Regions from separate parts of the Homo sapiens genome. Here region 2 is linked to region 1. Evidence: read pairs that join two places in POLR2A ChIA-PET (ENCODE). Cell type or tissue: OCI-LY7. All regions are shown on one strand. Links, peaks and the distances in the headings refer to the core of each region. The heading gives the core; the rest is flanking DNA.

What was found. Peaks named below come from ENCODE experiments on the same cell type or tissue, not always from the same donor. Only the 100,000 strongest peaks of a DNase experiment are listed, where the experiment ranks them.
Region 2: POLR2A ChIA-PET joins it to region 1 with 6 read pairs; 3 of 35 experiments call an interaction of 5 or more read pairs at or near these places.

What each region holds. Positions count from the first base shown.
Region 1 is chr6:137,958,801-137,967,334 of GRCh38, reverse strand. No RefSeq gene overlaps it. Among named protein-coding and RNA genes, the nearest start is that of SIMALR, 17 kb to the right of the region's middle. In OCI-LY7, for the core only: a CTCF peak has its summit at 6,574 (motif pointing left); DNase peaks (open chromatin) are centred at 2,254, 3,884 and 4,424; H3K4me3 peaks cover 226 bases; H3K27ac peaks cover 2,463 bases.
Region 2 is chr6:137,827,481-137,833,544 of GRCh38, reverse strand. All of the region lies in intron 3 of WAKMAR2 (wound and keratinocyte migration associated lncRNA 2), which reads left to right. Among named protein-coding and RNA genes, the nearest start is that of TNFAIP3, 37 kb to the left of the region's middle. RefSeq lists enhancers at 5,344-5,393, 5,414-5,543. In OCI-LY7, for the core only: no CTCF peak of the experiment used is centred there; no DNase peak of the experiment used is centred there.

The DNA.
Region 1 (8,534 bases), core at 1,986-6,985:
GAGAATCTGTCCAACTTCTCACAGTTAATAGAAGGGCAGCTGGGTTTCAATCCCAGATTTGTTAGACTCAAGTTCATAGTGAGCCACCACATTGAGCCCAGAATCACTACAAAGGAGGTTAATAAAATGTCATTGCCAGGGTAAGCTGTTTTTTTTCCCCCCATATGAGTCTCTATCATCCTTCCTTGGCTTATTGTTCATCATTTCCCTGTGTTTAAGCTGTATGACAATGATCTCCAAACACATCAGCCTCTCTGCTGCCCCTGGGTACATGCTGGTTCCCCTTAGGAAAGTTCTCCTCTCCACCACAGTGGCCGTCCCCAGTCCTTCAAGACTGTTCTGTCACCACCATCTCCAGTCCACCCTCTGCCTTCTCCTTCCCATTCCCTCGTCCAATCCTGGTGCTTAATGTACGCAACCATCATCTTTCAGCACTGATCTTCAAACAAACTTTACAGCCACTAAAAGCACTTTTTTTGAGACTGAGTCTTGCTCTGTCACCCAGGCTGGAGTGCAGTGGTGCAATCTCGGCTCATTGCAACCTCCACCTCCCAGGTTCAAGCAATTCCCATGCCTCAGCCTCCCGAGTAGCTGGGATTACAGGCGTGCACCACCACGCCCAGCTAATTTTTGTATTTTTAGTAGAGATGGGGTTTCACCATGTTGGCCAGGCTGGTCTCCAACTCCTGACCTCAGATGATCCGCCTGCCTTGGCCTCCAAAAATGCTGGAATTACAGGTATGAGCCACGGCTCCCAACCCACTGAAAGCATTTTTAAGACCATGTGATCTGTCATGCATTTTTAATTATATTCAGATGTTTAAAAACATTTTTATTATAGCTTAAATAGTCACAAAGGATATCATTTCTGATGTAAACAATAGACTTTCTATTTATTTTTAATTTTTGGAGAAATGGTCTCATTCTATCACTCACGTTGGAGTGCAGTGGTATGATCATAGCTCACTGTGGTCTTGACTTCCTGGGCTCAAGCAATTCTTCTGCCTTAGCTTCCCAAGTATCTAGGACTACAGGTGTGCGCCATCACACCTGGCTAATTTTTAATTTTTTTTTTTTTTTTTTTGTATAGTCAGGGCCTCACAATGTTGCCCAGGTTGGTCTCAAACTCCTGGCTTCAAGTGATCCTCCCACCTTGACCTCCCAAAGCACTAGAATTACAGGTACAATAGACTTTTAGTAAAACATTACATCACTTTCTAAAATATCTTCAGAAATTAAATACCATATCATTTGATATCCATAATTGTTCTTGGAGAAAAGGTATACAGGCAAGCTCTTTTTGACAATTGGGAATTTCATACCACTTCTTTTCTTCCTTTACATTGTATTCCCATTTTGGTATCTGCACAGATTTTTTTCACATTGTGAGATATTTTTCACTTTTGAAAAGAAATACAATATGATACTTCTGCCAAATGCAAGTTCTCAAGCAGATCAACTCTAGGAAGGAGGACTACTAATGCTGAGGATCTGGACTGTCCGTACCCACATACCCTTAGAAAGTCTTGCTCCACCTCTGGGACATACACACTCAAATGTAAAGACTGCTGCTTCATTCTGTGTTGCTCTTTCTGCTTTTCAACCACATTTTGTCTCATTAATTCACAATTATTACTTTACCTGTCTTCGTATCCCCTGGACAATGCAAGTGTGCAAAATTTTGTTTCTCTCTCTATCTCTAGCACAAAGCAGACATTTCATACTGGTTTGCTGATCCAAGGAGCTAATTAGTGTTCTGTCCTGTTCTTTTATTTCTTATTGTAGTTTCTTTCTTTTTCTCTCTTTTTCTTCCCTCCCTCCCTCCTTTCCTCCCTTACTCCCTCCCTCCTTTCCTCCTTTCTTTCTTTCTTTCTTCTTTCTTTCTTTCTTTCTTTCTTTCTTTCTTTCTTTCTTTCTTTCTCTTTCTTTCTCTCTATCTCTCTCCCTCCCCTCCCCTCCCTTCCTCCCTCCTTCCCTCCCTCCCTTCTTTCCTTCCTTCCTTCCTTCCTCTCTCTTCTCCCTTTCTCTCTTTCTTTTCTTTCTTTTTTTTTTCTTTCAAGATGGGGCCACACTTTGTTGCCCAGGCTGGTCTCGAACCCCTGGGCTCAAGTGATTCTCCCACCTCGGCCTCCCAAAGTGCTTGGATTGCAGGCATGAGCCACCGCACCCAGCCATAGTTTCTTTTTCAGACTGTGTTATTTTGAGCACTCCAGGTGAGGTCCATTTAACAGTAAACATAAGGGGAATTTTTAGCAGGTGGGTACAAAGAGTTCACTTCCTCACTTATAGAAGAGAAAGAAATAATATTAATAACATAGCCCAGGCCATGCCTTTGAAGCCTAGAAGCTCCAGCTGCCCAGGATGTGATCCTTGCTCCAAAAGAGCTAACCAGTTAGCACAGGGTGCATAGACATGGAAAACATATGCTAATAAAACGTTATGGGGCAGGAAAGGCAGGAGTAGCCATTGCCATTTTTATTGTAGAGCAGGGCCTGCTACAGAGTTGGGCAAGATTGCCATGAAATATTGTATTCATTAGACAAGAACGCCATGCTTTGGTCCCTTGTCATAGACATAGAAGAAGTGCATGTGTTATTAAGTATTTGAGGTGGAGAAAGAGCCCAACTACTTCTTGGGTGTGGCTAAAACTATCCTTTTCAAGAGGCAACAGATGGGACAGGGGCTTTGGAGTCTGACAGATTTGAGTTTGAGATCTACCCTTTACTAACTGTGGCAACTTGAGGTGCTGAATCTTTTGAGTTTTGGTTTCCTCATCTATAGAATGAGAATAATGTTATGTGCCTCAATGTGTTGAGTAAAGACATAATGTGATTATATGTGTAGAGTGCCTGACATCTGGCAGATATCCAATAAATATTAATTTTTTTCTTTTCTTCCTGTGTGGCTCATAATACTTTGCACATACTTTGATGTTATTTCTCACTAGTTTGATTTATTGTGAATTTCTTTTTCTCTCCCTTACTAGAGTCTTCAGAGGTCCCATTTAATCCATCTTTGTTTCACTGAACATGTCATAGTGCCTTCTCCATGAAGAGTGATCAGGAGTGTTAAATTCAATTAAATAGGTGAAGAACCTCTATCATAGATAGGAAAAAGAACATCTTTTTCCAGCCCTAAATCTTGATCTTGGCTTTGAAATTCTCTTTATTTAATGTTCTTTGGGCAATGCAATAGAAATAGACTCTGGTTAACTGGTTAACTTAAGCTAAAAAGGACTTATAGGAAGAGCTCTTCAACAGTCTTTAAAAAATTTTTTTTCAGATGGTGTCTCGATCTGTCACCCAGGCTGGAGTGCAGTGGTGTGATCTTGGCTCACTGCAACCTCAGCCTCCCAGGTTCAAGTGATTCTCCTGTCTCAGCCTCCACAGTAGCAGGGACTATAGGCATGCACCAGCACATCCAGCTAATTTTTTTTATTTTTAGTAGAGACAGGGTTTCGCCATGTTGGCCAGGCTGGTCTTGAACTCCTGGCCTCATGTGATTCACCCACCTTGGCCTCCCAAAGTGCTGGGATTACAGGTGTGAGCCACTGCGCCCGGCCTCAGCAGTCTTATAGGAGAACTCAACAAGCAGCCCTCGGGAGCACGGAAGCAGGGGAGCTCCAGCACCTGCAATGCGGGAGCCTTGCTCTAGGCGCCACCATCAGACCTGCAGCTCCAAATTTATCCATTACTGGGATTACCTCTAGAAGTTCAAATTCCCAGAAGAAAGCCCAACTTGTATCAGGTGCCCTTCTTATAGCTAGAGCACCAAGATTGCAGAGGGAAGCAATAGTTGCTCCACATCGCAGATCCTGGGACCCTTCTAGGCATGCCTCATTGCCAGCTTCTGGTCAAGCATGAGAACTTTAAGCTGCCGCCTATTTATACCATCTGTGTCAGGTGTTATCTCACATCTAATTCCCTCCCACCCAGCCATAAAATGAAAGCAAGTCAAGGGAAGCCTCAAGCAAAGAACAACTGGCCGGGTGTGGGGGCTCATGCCTGTAATGTCAGCACTTTGGGAGGCTGAGGCAGGTGGATCACTTGAGGTCAGAAGTTCGGGACCAGCCTGGCCTACATGGCAAAACCTTGTCTCTATTAAAAATACAAAAATTAACTGGGTGTGGTGGCACACACCTGTAATCCCAGCTACTCGGGAGGCTGAGGCAGAAGAATTGCTTGAACCCGGGACGCAGAGGTTGCAGTGAGCTGAGATTGTGCCACTGTATTCCAGCCTGGGTAACAGACGAGACTCTGTCTAAAAAAAAAAAAAAAAAAGAAAAGGCAAAAAGAAAAACTCACTGAAGAGCAAGTCCTAAAGCTAGCAAAAAGCCCCTCCCTCCTTCCCTCCCTTCCATCCTCCTTTCCATCCTCCGTACCTTCCATCCTACCACAAAGATCTCTTTGGTGTCTATTATGTAGCAGCCCCTAGGGACCACTAAGAAACACACCACATGATCCTTTCTCTAAAGGAAGTAACTTCCTAGCAGAGGTACACAGACACAGAAAAATAATTTGTTAAAATGTAATGAAATGAAAGTCGGGGGATGGAGTGTCCAGTTGAAGAAGACAGTATGATGCTGGGGAAAAAGCACAGATTAGATCATAACGAAGCTAGGATCCAATTCAGGAAGGCTGATGAAGTGTCATTACCATCCATGTGGGGATGGACATTTGTTTCCAGGTGTCTTCCCCCTGCCTTAAGCCACAACAAATGCCCAGGTAGTCCTTTAGCAATTATTCTAGGCTAGTCTTATTTATAGACAGATGTTCACTGTGCATTTGAAGAGTGTCAAACGGCCCCTTGCCCTAGCATCTTTTTCTTAACTCACTGCTCTGATACCTGAAGTTTCCAGACTGATTAGAATGATTGCCATGGGTAAGGCAGTATGTGTCCAGAAAGCCCCCTTAGAATGCTAAGAAGTAACATCCACAGTTACAAATATGTTATCAAGGACTAGCTCATCTATCATACAGGCTGGCTTTCAATTAGCTATGAGTTGGATCCACTGAGAACTAGTCTCAAGACAAGTACAATTTATTTGAAATGAGGGGCAAGACAACATTGAGGCTTGAAACACTGAGTACTTCACAAGAAAGGCTAGATCACAGAAGGAAAAATGTGAGGGCCAAGAGATGGAAGGGAGGGGCAGAGAAAGAAGGAGAGGCAGTGGCCTGGAGGGAGACAGACTCTTCTTATTTTTGATTTAAGAGAGGGTGGTGTCTTTGAAGTGTTCTAAGAAGTACTGAAAAGGCATTCTCTGGTCACAGAAATTTGGGCAAAGGTGGATTGAACAAAGTAAAATTTCTATTCTTAAAATTCTCAGATTCTTAATTATGCCAACATACCTGTAAATCTTAATAAAAACACCCATAATATCAATAATAATATTGATAATAACTATTACCTGTTAAAGACTTGCTTCTTTTCAAGTACTACACAGTTTGTGCTTTATATGTTATAGTTACTGAATTCTCACAACCTTACAAGTAAGTGCTATTGTTACAGATAATGTTTTACAGATTAAAAAAAAAAAAAACAAAGATTTAGAAGAGGTTAAGAAACTTGGATAACGGCACAGCCAATGAAGTTATGGCACTGAATTCTAGTTGGAATTTTTGCTCTGACTTCACCATTAAAATTCTTAACTACTAGAGTAGGGTCATGTATTTTAGGGAATAAAGTTCTAAAGCAGAGGTTGGCAAAGTTTTTTGGTAAAGGGCCAAACAGAAATAGTTTTGGCTTTGTAGGCCATATGGTATCTGTCCCAACTACTAACACTGTTGTTGTAGTGTGAAAGCAGCCATGGGTGATACATAGACAAAGTTGGTTGTGGCTATGTTCCCATAAAACTACACATACAAAAAAAAAAAAAAAAAAAAAAAAAAAAAAAAAGAATGGCCTGTTCTAAATACACTAAAAAGGCAAAAATAGTAGATAGTCAAAATGACCCTTCAAGTAACAGTAGTTGCTTACAAGAACTACCGTTAGCAATATAGCTGGGCCTATCAAAGCACAACAGCAAAAACTAATGTTTTTGTGTCTCTTTGAATTTCAGGGTTCTCTCTTTCTTTGATGAAGGAGAACAAGTTTGGTTTGAAATGAGAGAAGATAAATAGAGGATATATTAGCCTGTTCTTGTACTGCTATAAAGAAATACCTGAGACTGGGTAATCTATAAAGAAAAAAGGTTTAATTGGCTCACAATTCCACAGCCTCTACAGGAAGCATGGCTAGGGAGGCCTCAGGAAATTTACAATCATGGTGGAGGTGAAGGGGAAGCAGGCATGTCTTACATGGCTGGAGCAGGAGGAAGGTGGGGAGGAGGTGCCACACACTTTTAAACAACTAGATCTTGTGAGAACTCTCATGAGAACCGCACCAAAGTGGGGAATCCACCTCCATGATCCAGTCACCTCACAACAGGCCCCAACTCCAATATTGGGGATTATAATTTGACATAAAATTTGAGTGGGGATGCAAATCCAGACCATATAAAAGGACATAAAGTATTTCCCCACCACCTCCCTTTTTTCTTTTTTTTGCAGGGTAAGTATAGCTGAATTCTAGTAAAATAAAAATGTCCCCTGGTGGCCATTCCACTAAATATTCTTTCTCAAATGATTTAACTCCCTCCTGCTTTGGGGAGGGAGCAGAACATTTTATGAACTTAAAGAATCATGTAAAATTCTTGACAAAATGTTTGCCTGGGATTATTTCAACATCCCCTTCCTGACTGACAAGGAAAACTACCTTCAGAAAGTTAGAGCTGGAAGAAATACTTTGAGGCTGAAAAAGATGAATAGCTAGCTCTGGAAGTTACCTGCTAACCAGGTACTATGGAGGGGTAACTTGTCTGGATTGCGAATATGATTTCTTTGGACACATTTAACAGTGAAACTCTTGAGACCTAAAAGGAAAGAAAGTTTTATTTTGGTTCACTGTAGGAACATGACTTAGGTCTGATTTTGGGGAAACTGAGACTAGCCCAACAGAAAGTATGCATATTTGAAATACCCGAAGAAGTACTAAGAAGACCCCTTTGTGTGTCATAATATCTCCCAGTTGGAGGCTAGAAAGTCTCTAGTACAGATTTATTTTTTGTGATTAAAGCTGTGCTTTCTGAAACTATAATCCTTAGTTACAAGTGCCTTTGGAGGTACAAATGAGGGATGCAGGGTTGTATTATGACTGCGTACCAGGCTTGTGTGTGCTGCCTGGCTCCATCCAGCATCTACCACCTTCCTAACTTACCTGAGAACATCCAACTCTTTAAGACTAACTGACCTCTTAAAATGAGGATAATAATAATGCCTATTTCCTAAAAATGTGGTAAAGGTAAAAATATTGCATAAATATAGCCTTTTGCTCAGTGCCTAGTATGTGAGTGCTCAATAAACCTTAGATATTATGACAGCTATTAGTAAGTCTTTGTTAGCCACTATCACTAGAGTGCATTTAGTTAATCAGATTGATTTCCACAGTAATAGTTCCCTAAGAACATTGGACAGGCAAGAGAGAGAAATCTTTCTTGATCTGTGAGGGGGAACTGAAGATAGTATAATTGTGGATCGAGGAGAAGAGGAGGGCTTAGGCACGACATATACCTGGATTTCAAATCTGATTTTATTACTTGCAGTACTTGGGATATTAACTTGGGTATTTACATAATTCTCTTGGCCTCACTTTCTTTTTACATAAAAAAGTGGAGGCTGGGCATGGTGGCTCATGCGTGTAATCCCAGCACTTTGGGAGGCCGAGGTGGGTGGATCATTAGGTCAAGAGATTGAGACCATCCTGGCCAACATGGTGAAATGCTGTCTTTACTAAAAATACAAAAATTAGCCGGGTGTGGTGAAGGGCGCCTGTAGTCCCAGCTACTCAGAAGGCTGAGGTAGGAGAAGAGCTTGAACCCGGGAGGCAGATGTTGCAGTGAGCCTAGATTGCAACACTGTACTCCAGCCTGGTGACAGAGTGAGACTCCATCTAAAAAAAAAAAAAAAAAAAAGTAGAAAGCAATACCTGCCTGTTTTGTAAAGCAGTATCTGGAATAGGGTAAGGTGAGGATAAATGAGTACATGATAAGTAACAGCTACCGTAGGTGGGACTCCAACACTTTGGAGCTCTTTTTATTAATTGTTTATTTTTCCACATCAGCCTAACATATGTATGTTTTTATTAGGATCATGCTACATTTAAAAGTTATTGAGACTTAAAGAGGAAGGAAATTATGACACATGTTACAACATGGAAGAACGTTGAGGTCACTATGCTAAGTGAAATAAGCCAGTTGCAAAAGGACAAATACTGTATGATTCCACTTAGATGAGGTGCCCAGACTGGTCAGATTCACAGAGACACAATGTAGAATGGTGGTTGCCAGGAGCTAGGAGGAGGAGAACAGGAAATTATTGTTCAATGGGGATGGAGTTTCAGTTTTACAAGATGGAAGAAGGCCAGAGATGGAGAGTAGTGATGGTTGCACAACATTGACAATGTATTTGATCCCACTGAACTGTCCACTTAAAATG
Region 2 (6,064 bases), core at 513-5,512, 130 kb after region 1:
CTCTTTTAAAAAATAAATTACCCAGTCTTAGATATGCCTTTATAGTAACACAAAACATACTAAGTCAAATAGCAATTGAATAATGTTGGATAATCAAGCTGAATCATTAAATCTCTTTAAAAAGTCCCCAATTCTTTTCCACTTGGGAATTTTGAATCTGGAAAGTTTGAGTATTTTATATATGATCATGCCTTTTCTAAAAAAACTGTTTCTGCAAACTCCAACACTATTTTCACTCTGTGCATTCAGTGTGCTAAGGGAGCATCTTGGAAATCTTTTGCTTGAATTAGCTATAACTTTAGCCTCTGCCGATATTCTGACCAGCAGCCTTTTCATTTTTCAGCCCTTTTTTGATCCAATCAGTCTCTTACTTTTTGAAATTTAAGTTTCTGGGTTGCAAATAAGTAATTTGTATTTTCCAGGATGTTCACATTGTACTTGTAGCATCATTAATAAATGAATACATGCCTCTCCTTGCAATAGATTAAGAGAAAATAAATACAACACTACAAATGGAAGCCTGTAGTAAGGAAGTCTATTGAACTTGAATTGTGTGAGGTCTTCATGTGCCCCTGGATCCTCCCTCATTTATTTATTCTGAGGACAGAGCTAAGCACTAGCAGGTAGTAATACTTAACAACTCTGATTAGTATTCAAAGGTTTGTGAATTTAGTATGAACTCCTCCACTGAATAGTAAGCTTCTTCAAGGGAAAGACCTGGCCTTACTCACTCCCCAATACTTGTCAACAGAGGGTGGCCCATAGTAGGTACACATAAATGTTTGTTGGACTTCAATTTGATTAAGAGATTCCTAGGAATAATTGTTTTCTCTGGGTATGAGCCAAAAATTGAGGTAATTGGTCCTTAGGTGAGTTATAATTTATTCTCTCTTTCCGCCCTTCCAATACATTGGTGAAAAGCAATAATAACAAGTCTTTGGTTAGCAAGTTTTTCATAGAATTAATCCAGTTTACCTCTTGTAAAACTTTTGTCTCTCTCCATGCATCTTTTCCTAATATAGTAAATAATGCATTTCAGAGAGCGTTTTCTTGACTTGGTTTTACTATTAGTTAATTCTTTTAAAATGTCCCATTTTCACTATCAGAAGTTGCTCATTTCTTGTTGGGAGCTGTGGTTTATTGAGGAGGGGGAGTTCCTTTACAGCTAGTAATACTTTGGAATCCCCAGGGATGGTCCATGACAAAAGAGATTAGAATTCTGAAGCAACACCCTTCAAACCACAAGTAGTCCGTCTATCATCTGAGTCACAGTCATCAACCAGGTCAGACTGAACATAAAAACGGGGGAGAAAAGGAAGAAATCCTCCTAAAAGCACATTGTACCTGGTAAAAAATTATTGTCATGCTTTAGAATTTTGAGAATCAACCCACTGAAACATTTTATACTTAAAATTCCAAAGAGATTGCCATATCAAGTCCCTACCATAAACTTTCCTGCATTATATTAAGTATTTTTGGGTTTATTTATTTTGTTGAACACCTATTCTTTAAGTTGGTTTATAACTTCCTTGGTGGGTATTTTTTTTTCTGAAGAAATGTTTCTAACATCTCAAGATTCATATTACTTAAGGTACTTTTTATAGGTATCTACATTCTAATGAAATACAAAGAATAGAATTTATCTGAAAAAAACATAAGCCATCAAATCGTTTTGTCAGAGCTGATCTATATGGGTGATAGGTCTGAATATGCTTATAGATCACAGCTATGCACCTTAATCATTGAAGGGGTCCTGGAAGGGGAATTTATGTTATCACAGAGAGCAATAAAAGCCAGGGGACAATCAAATGAAAATCCTTTTCCTTTCATAAATAACTTAATAATTAGCATTTATGAGAATAACTGAGTAATTCTGGCTATTAACCAAACCTTTTTTTATCGTGTTTTATGGCCCAGGCTTGGCTGACAAGTTGCCTAACCATGAGTGTATATATATATTTTTTTTTTCTGCTGTCACTACCACCTGTTTTAGACTTTGCTTTCATTTTTTTTTTTTTTTGGTGTTATCTTTTGCTCTCACAGGCAAAAAAATGCTTAATTTGTAGGAAATACAATTTCTTGCAAATAAAAAATAAAATTCAGGTTCATGAGCCCTGAATTTATATGCCAACTTTAGAGCTTTTTAGCAGTGGGATTTGGGCTACTTACTTAACAGACTCCCTCCCTCTGCTCCCCCTCCTCACAAAGTCATCCTTACATCTAAAATGCAGGTAATTAGACTGACCACCTAGAGTTGTAATGGGCAGATGTGAAAACATAATGCTAAGTTTCCAGCATCATGGTAAATGAACAAATGGTAATGTCCTCCAGTAGAAAGTCAATATGGCCTACAAGAAAGGGCAGGGGGAAGGGGCTCCCAAGACCCACATTGAAGTCCTGGCTCTAGCACTTACTAGCTGCCCAGGTTGGGAATTCTCCTAAACCTTCTCTGCATCTCAGTTTCTTCATTTGTAAAATGGGCAGAATATTCCTTAATCTACCTCTCTAAGTGGCTTAAAGGAAATAACTTTGTGAAACTGCCTTATAAAAATGATGAGATATTAAAATATTAATAATATGATGACAAAGTTTTTGGAGTTAATTTTTTCCCTCTGGGGAACAGTATTTTTTCAATGATAGTTCAATGGTTCCCTTTTGCTGAAGGTAGTGGCATTTCTCTTTTTTTTTTTTTTTCTGAATGACTCAGTTGGCACTTGTTATGAGCTATCTTGTAGGTTTTCTTTTCTTTTTTTTTTTTTTGGCACCTCAACTCTGTTTTAATCTTTTCAAGAGTAAAGACTCAATTTTAAACCTTGTGGGCTGCATGCTGAGATCTCTTAGGTGGGGCTGAAGGGGAAATCCTCCCTGGGGCACCATACTTAGTGTGAGAAGGGCCAGGGTTGTGGAGTGGAGCAGAGATGGCCTTCAGAGAGAAGAGGAAAGAAAAACAGGAACTTTGATGACATGGAGAAATTCTGAGATGCAGGGGAATATTGAGGGGCTTCCATGGACTTGCCTTGATCTTAGTAAGAAAGAAGGCCAATAAGATGAGGGAAAGAGAGTGGAAGGGAGTTGGGATCTTAGGGGCTGTATATCAAAGTGTCATGTTAACAGGATAACTAGCATATAGCTGACACTAAAAAAGTTTCGTAACTTTGAGATGAGTAGAAAATATTATTTTGTTATTTCATTATTCATGTCATATAATATTAGCATAGATAATAACATATATAATAATAGTAACAGCATGTATTAGGTACTTATGTCATATGTTTTGAACTTTACGCCTATCCTTTGATTTAATACTGAGAACAGCCTTACTAAGTAGATGCTATGATTATCTTTATTTTAAAGATGTGAAAACTGAAACTTTGGAAGGAAGTTCTGAAACACTATTGTGGGGCATAGAGTATCAAGTTTAGTAAGGAAAAGAAAAATGATTATAAGAGAGAATCGAGGGTCCAACTGAAGATGGATGGCATGAGTTTAAGACAAAACTCTCAGCACAATTCCATGTTTACCTCAGCCATGTTCTGCAACTTGGAGCAGTTGGTTGAGCTGACTGAGACTTCGAATACAATGGTTAGGAAAACAGTAACCTCTTTGCGTTCCACGTTGGACTTAATGACTATGAGTCATGTCATATATAGGAGGCAAGTTTTTCAGTGGAGATAGGAACAACTGAAATATGTTCTTCAGCCTAGTGGAGACAAGTAATTGTCATTGGCTGGTGAGTGTTTCAGATACTTCAAAGCATGGGTTGTGCTTCACCCCACCCTCTCTAGCTAAACTCCTTGGCTAATGGCCTGCATGATCTTAACTTCATTCCGGAAATACTGGTTAAGAGGATTTGGGACAGGCCATTTGGAGGCTGGTGAACCTGACAACTTACACAACCTACATTTGCAAAGCCCAGTTATTTTCTGACTAATGGGTCAGAAAGAGGGGGCAGAAGAGGAGAGAGAAATCTTCACCAAACAAACAGCCAGGCCATCTGGGTGGAGTTGCTTAAGGCAGTCACAAAAAAATGATCACATCATTTACCTCTCATTTAACAAGGGCAGAGCAGGGATACTAGCTGTGAGACACTTCTGCTCCGGGAAAGGTAGGAGCATTTGTACAATCTTTCCAGTATAGGGGAAGGGGGACATGGGAGTAGAAGTTGGATTGTTGAGTCACGAAGCAAATAGGTGTCTTTTTATTCTAATTAACTTGAGAAAGAAAGAATTTGGTATTATATCAACCCAGCACTTAAACTTTTTACCTTCATTGTATAAAAACTGTTTGTGAAAATTGTGCCACTATGACTTACTTTTTGATACGGATAATGGAGCATTCTCTAAAGGGAGCAGATGGAATGATGAGGAGGTTCAGAGTAGTGTCAATCATCAGGAAAGAGGGTGGCCCTGTTGGCCTGGGGGTGAGGGGAGAGGCTCTGACAAAGGTGCTCAGTCCCCAGCCAGGCTGCATGTGGTTCTTGTCTACCTGGGTCCACCTGAAAAGACACTACCAGATTGATTTGGGGTGTATCCTGGGCAGTGAGACTTTTGAAAGTGCATTGGTTGATTCTAATGCACAATCCAGTTGAGAACCACTGTTGAGGGAGCAGGGTGCCTGAATCATGAAATAAAAAGAGGCTTTTTATGGGAAAGGCTCTCTATCTCTCTTCTTTAACACCAGGAAAGGAGCTGTATTAGTGATAGGAAGTGATGGGGAAGCCAATGGGGGCTCAAAAGAAAGAAAGCTTTGATGCTTGGTACTGAAATGGAAGTGGCGTGGTAAGTGGAGGAGCCCCTGATGCTGGAAATGATCAAGGAGAAGGTGGACAACCATTGACTGGGAAGGCTGAACTAGCCCAGTGATGGCTAGATAGTGTCAGGAGGACCAGAAGCAACCTCAAGTCCCTTCCCCTTCACTCAGGGCAGCTCAGTTTTCTCTCTTTTTCTGTATTGGTTTGGGTTTCCCCATAAAGATTTCCTTTGAAGAAAGAGTCTGCTCAAAAAAACTTTTAAAACCACATAACTAGTTGACCTTTATGGCTATTACCAATCTGAAGTTCTGTAGCATTAAATCTTCTTTGATGTTTTCTAAGAAACCAGGCTACTGATTGATCCATTCTTCCAAAGGCCAAGGGGGAAAGGAAGGAGAGCTTACAAGGGTGGAAAGCATGAGTAGAAGAGGGGAGACTTCTCTTAGCTGAGGGCCAGGGCAGGAGCCCTTAACCCTGTCTAGGCTTGGAACCACCTGGGAACTTTTCAGTAAGACACCCTCCCAAAGCAGTGATATCAGTCTCTGGGGATGGTGCCTGGGCGTGGGTATTCATGAAATGCAGCAGAGTTGAGAACCACTGGCTTAATAGATGGGCACTGAGGAGAACTCTTTTTATACATTGAGGCCAAACATGTTAGACAACCACGAACACGGCAGTTCTTAAACTTCAGCTGCATCAGAATCACCTAGGCTTGTTCAGACAGATCACTGGGCTCCACCCCCAGAGTTTCTGATTTAGTAGGCCTGTGATAAAGCCAAGAATTTGCATTTTTAACAAGTTCCAGGTGATGCTGACACTGCTGATCTGGGGGACCACACTTTGAGAACCACTGCTTTAACAATAGGAATTTACTTTTGACCTTAAAAACAACTCCCTAACATTGGCAAGCGATTGATAGTGTGCACCCTTGATGATATGATATAATGAGAATGGCACTTTGCCTCTGTGGTCTCCCTCCCATTAAATGCATTAACTCAGTCTAATCATGAGTAAAACATCAGACAAAACCCAATGGAAGGACATTCTACAACATACCTGACCAGTAATCCTCAAAACTATCAAGGTCAGCAAAGCCAAGGAAAGTCTAAGAAACTGCCACAGCTAAGAGGAGCCTAAGGAGACATGACTACTAAATACAATGTGGTATCCTGCATGGAATCCTGGAATAGAAAAAGCACATTAGGGGCAGGGCACGGTGACTCACACCTGTAATCCCAGCACTTTAGGAGGCTGAGGCAAGCAGATCACTTGAGGTAAGGAGTTTGAAACCAGCCTGGCCAAGATGGTGAAACC